Regions from separate parts of the Homo sapiens genome. Here region 1 is linked to region 2. A link is a loop called in an ENCODE intact Hi-C map of the cell type or tissue named here. Cell type or tissue: CD4-positive, alpha-beta T cell. All regions are shown on one strand.

Evidence for each region. Hi-C counts contacts between places; a loop is a spot of excess contacts. Peaks named below come from ENCODE experiments on the same cell type or tissue, not always from the same donor. Only the 100,000 strongest peaks of a DNase experiment are listed, where the experiment ranks them.
Region 1: it touches region 2 in a loop (2.3-fold over the local background); 35 of 110 quality-filtered maps call a loop at or near these places.

The regions. Positions count from the first base shown.
Region 1 is chr4:26,984,872-26,987,371 of GRCh38, forward strand. All of the region lies in intron 3 of STIM2 (stromal interaction molecule 2), which reads left to right. Among named protein-coding and RNA genes, the nearest start is that of STIM2, 130 kb to the left of the region's middle. In CD4-positive, alpha-beta T cell, no CTCF peak of the experiment used is centred here; a DNase peak (open chromatin) is centred at 1,150.
Region 2 is chr4:26,866,234-26,868,733 of GRCh38, forward strand. The region is part of intron 1 of STIM2 (stromal interaction molecule 2); the gene reads left to right. Among named protein-coding and RNA genes, the nearest start is that of STIM2, 6.6 kb to the left of the region's middle. In CD4-positive, alpha-beta T cell, no CTCF peak of the experiment used is centred here; no DNase peak of the experiment used is centred here.

The DNA.
Region 1 (2,500 bases), 120 kb after region 2:
AGCATTTACCTAGTGTCTCTAAAAATTACATGTAATTCTTGCATAATTAAAGAGAAGGAGCTCATGAGCAAAAGTGTATATTTCTCTTTGGTACAATTACTAATATCCGAACTCAAGTTCAGGGTGTTGCTTTAGGTATCCAAATATAGCATGTTGCAGGAATTTACTCCATGTTACAAAGACATGCCCTGCTGACCACTGTGCAAATGAGGAGCTCACATTCTGGCACTGTTCTAAACATAAACCTGTCTTGACTGTGCTGAGCAGCTGAGCATCTAAAGTCTCGTTCAGAAGTGACCCCAGGAAGTCTATAAAATCAACTGAGTTAGGATGAAATGTGAAAGGCCCGAAACTTACTCAACTTTTAGATTTGAAAAGTTATTATTTTCTTTCTTTTATATTAGTTTAAAAATTCTTATTTTTAAATCCCTGCAATACTGAACCTTAGGTTAATTCAGTTTTCCTGTGATAAATTATGTGTATCAGTGTAAAGAGAAACTGAGATTTTTTGTAACTTGTAACACTCAATTGAAATTGGATTTAAAAGTAGTCAATACTGGTGTACACCTGTGTTGTTTTAGAATATGGTATTTTATATAAACATTCCAATAACACAAATATTTTTCAAACTGCTAATAAGTTTTTAGCTTCTATCAACATTTCATATAGCCAACTTTAAATATATTTACTTTTATTAATAATGTTTAGTCTTTCTTCTTCCTGACCCCCTTGCCAAACCTTTTGGTAGATATAAAGATGTTTTCATGCTTTAAGAGAAGGCAGTATATGTTTGTAACACATACTGTTTGTAACAGTCTGTACTGTTTTTAACTCTACTCTCCTGTCTCAGGATATCAGAAGTTGATTTCCCTAAAATGCATTAATTTTCCCAAAGAAACTTTTATGCCAGTTGCTTTTAATTAAAAAAATTATTAACAAGCCAGTTGCTTTCTTAACATTAAGAATGACATTACTAATGTTTTTAAAATCATAAATTTAGGACATAGCAGTTTTAAAAAAGTAGTATGAAAGCTATTAAAAAATGAAAAGCAGAATACATGTAATGTGTATGCTTGTTATATCCAAGGTCTGCCACAGCTGATGGTGAATTCGGCTGTATCTTGAGGTTTGAGGTTTCCTCAGAACGCAGGAGATGGTTAAGAGTTGGCCTTTGAACTCAGTGGGCGTAGTTCTAAATCCTGTTTCCACTACTTACTTGGTCTGTGAATTTGAGCAAGTGGCTTAAACTCTGAGCTTCAGCTTCCTAATCTATAAACCAAGGATTATAATATTACATCTGATACCTACTTCATAGGGTTTTTGAGTTTTATGAGAGGATTCATGTAAAGCATGTAGCAGAGTTTCTGGAAATTGCCAAGTGCTCACAAAATGTTTGGTACTACTATTATTAACATGTCTCTACATACACAAAAATGCTTTATTATTAGAAGTTAGGTTTTCCCCCACAGTATTTAGGTGATTTCACAGATCATCTTTAAGATATTTTGGATAGTATATACTTATATTAAATATAACAAATGAAAAGTTATATGGTAGTACTTCACTAGGCTGTTTTGTATTTTTAGGCTTGTAACTTAATACAGGCATATGGCTAAGTGCTTTGGGTGCATTGGTTTTGTAAGATTGCCTTTTACACATGAAAGGAACAAGTAAATACATATATTTTAATCTTTTAAAGTTTATCTTTTATACTGATTTGTTTATATCAGGTTTGCTTAAAGCAAGGCACACAAATTCTCTTCCGATACCACTGTCGACCACACAACTTTAAATTGCTACCTCCACTATGTTATTTATAAGCCTCTTTGGTTCTGTTCTGGAGCCAAGGATTCACCAGTGCTGCTTTAAAGTGAGATATCAGGCAGACAGTATTATTTATCTTTCACACAATTATGGGATAGCAAATTGATAATTAAAAACAAAACAAAACAAGTTCTTTTATTTAAGGAAGACTAAAAGTCAGTTATACATTCAGCTAATACTTAAATGGCAACTTGGTGTGTTTTCTACAGTCCTTGTCTTATAGCAGCTTGCAGTATAGCAGGAACATAAGATATAAGCAAACAGTTACAAAGTAAGGCAGCCCATATGATGTGCCATTTTGTAGAAATAGTTAAGCAGTATAGAAATTCATGGGAGAAAGAGATTGCTTTCAGCTAGAGTATTTCATTCACTTAAACCTAGTTGTACAGCTGGGATGTACCTATGCATGACTCGTGTCTTTTTTGGAAGGCTGCTTCAGCTGGGTGGCCACAGCCAGTTGCTTTTCTTCTCTATTGGTGGCTATTTTCACCCCTTACAATCTCTTCATTCTCCCTGTGATTAGGACCCCACTGCTGTCAAAAAGCTTTCTGCTCTTAGGCACAGTTTTCATCCCTTTTTAAGTGCTGATCCAAAATAGTGACATGGTGGTGGGACCGAAAGTAGCAGACAGATGGGGAGAAGAAAGGGAAACTGGGTGCAGAATCAGGAACCTCAT
Region 2 (2,500 bases):
TATAGTAGATTAGGAAACATGCTGGATGATCTTAAGTAACTTGCCCAAGCTCACTTCTAGTAGGTAGCAGAGTTAGAGGTTGACCAGGGTTTCTCTGGTTCCAAAGCTTGGATTCTTAGCTGGTATGTTGTATGCATCCTTATACAAACAACATGCGATGGATTGTGATTAGCACCACAAGGGACTGCAAAGTGTAGGAGAAAGGAAGAGGCTGTTAGAGAGTATTACCTGGAGGAGGGCAGGATTTGAGCTGGACCTTGATGTATAGGTAGGACTTCTTGTGGAGATAAGTGAAAAGGCTTTCTGGGAGGAGGCATATGCAAGAATAGGGGATAAATACTTTTCTTTAGAGTTAAGTATAAGGTATATGTAGAGTAGTGGGGAATGCAAGAAGGAAGAAGATTGGGGCCAAATTATCAAGAGCTTTACAGTCCCCTAGTGTATTCAGTATGTATCAAAATGTCAGCACATTTAAAACTGGGGTACTCGGCTGTATACTGGCAAGAATGAGACATCCAGGACAAATATGGTACCTTTTCTTGGCATATCCATTTTATTAGATTATTTGAGAGATATAAAACTATTTGAAGGTTTCTAAATATGCACGTTAGGGAAAATGTACATATATTTTAATTTTTAAGGTAAAAGGCATTTTGAACTTTCAGAGTGTTTTGTTAATAAACTCTTGAAGTTGCAAATCTATATCCTGTCATTAGGAGGTGAGAGGCATTGTGGTTTTTGAAGATGGGGGTGACATGTCCTTTGTGTTTGAGAAAGCTAATTCTGGGTGGATGGCAATGAGGAGATAACAGAGATAAGGATATCAGTTAGGAAACTATTTAGAAGGAGAGGTCTTGAGAATTCTAATTATGGAGTGGCTATGAAAATGTTTAGATGAAATTTTATAAAATCGACTTTATTCTTAGCTTAGGAATCTGGCTATTTATATGAAGTTTAAGATATAAAAATTACCTTTAGCATTAAGCATACAGAATTTATAGAATGATTTAAATTAGTATAAGCCCTTGAAAAATCCAAGAAGAAACACACTATTTGTGATAGAGAATCTTCTTTATTTCAAATGTGCCTATTTCTTAATATAAAGATTAGTTTTTAAAAAAATATAATCGGGCTTATGTGATGATTTACAAAGTTGTCGACAGAAAAACAGTTGCAAATGTATTTGCCAGTTGTTTGACAAATAAAACCAAACAACTTTTGATATCCAAAGACAATATATTTGCCATAAAATGCTTATATAAAGCTTTTAGAATTCCATGTATAAAAAGGATAAGTGTTTCCAGATTAAACTAAAGTTATAAGTCAAGAGTCGAAGTCTCTCCGACCCCTTAGCTATGAATAACAATATTTCAGACTACTGGCATATTACTTGTTTCAATATTAACTCCTAAATTTCATTGTTGTGTGAATTTCAAGCTTAATCTATAGATGATGATTTCTAATGCCAAATCTAAAAGGTTTGTTCTGTTCTTTAGCTATCTAGATCTTTATATTAGTATACATTGGATATTCAGTCTTTCTTGACACTGTCTAATTCTACCTTCTGTAACTGTTTTCCTTGACTGGTTTCATTGTTGCTGATTTTAAGGGTGGTTCCCTCTTAAGTCTCTGTTCTCAGCCTCCTCTTCCTCTAGTCTAGCTGAACATTTCCTCCTCAGAGAACTTCATTACTAGGAAAGTTCTAAATTGGGGGTAGGGAACCCCAGGCCAATGATTGATTTGATTTTTGGCTTTATTTCCTTTGGCCCTTGGTGTGCTATAGCACAAGCATCATGGCTGCAGTCCCGAGAGTAATTTCCTTTCTACTAGGCTTTGTCAGCCATATCCTTTAAAGTGAAACAATTTCAGGATTAAGGCTAGGAGCAGTTGCAGAATGTTTAATAATGTCTATTCAGTGTTTTCATAAGATAGTGGTAACTCCCCTCCAGTACACACAGGCTGATTGGAGCCACAGAGCCTGGCAAGCGCAGTTTACTTGGACTAACATTCATCTCAGAGCCCAAGTACCTGTATCTGTCCAAGTGTTTCTTTTTGCGTATGGATTTGTTTTTTTGTGTGCTTATGGATCTTGACCTCTGTGTAACTTTTTTCTCTAGTCATTTTCATTTTCTCTACCTCTTTTTGATCTTCCTAAACTTGACATTATATGGAACTGAAACACCTCAAAAACTGTTTTGTTTAATTAAGTGCTGGGATTTTAATTTAAAAAATGCTTGAAATGAATATCTCATTTATGTGATTACAGAATACTAAACAGCCTTATCATAAGCAGCCTCATCAAAACCCCCTAGGGTAGTGAAAGTGATTTGTAGTTTCTTACAATATTCTCAATAAGTAAAAAGGCTTTTTAAACCCTTGTTTGAAGTTTTTGTCTCCTACTCAGCACACTGCAAGTTGCACAGGCCCATGTTTTCTATTACTGTCTTTTTTTTCTTTTTTAAAAAATCTGATGTTGGATAACTAGATAATCTTAATCCCC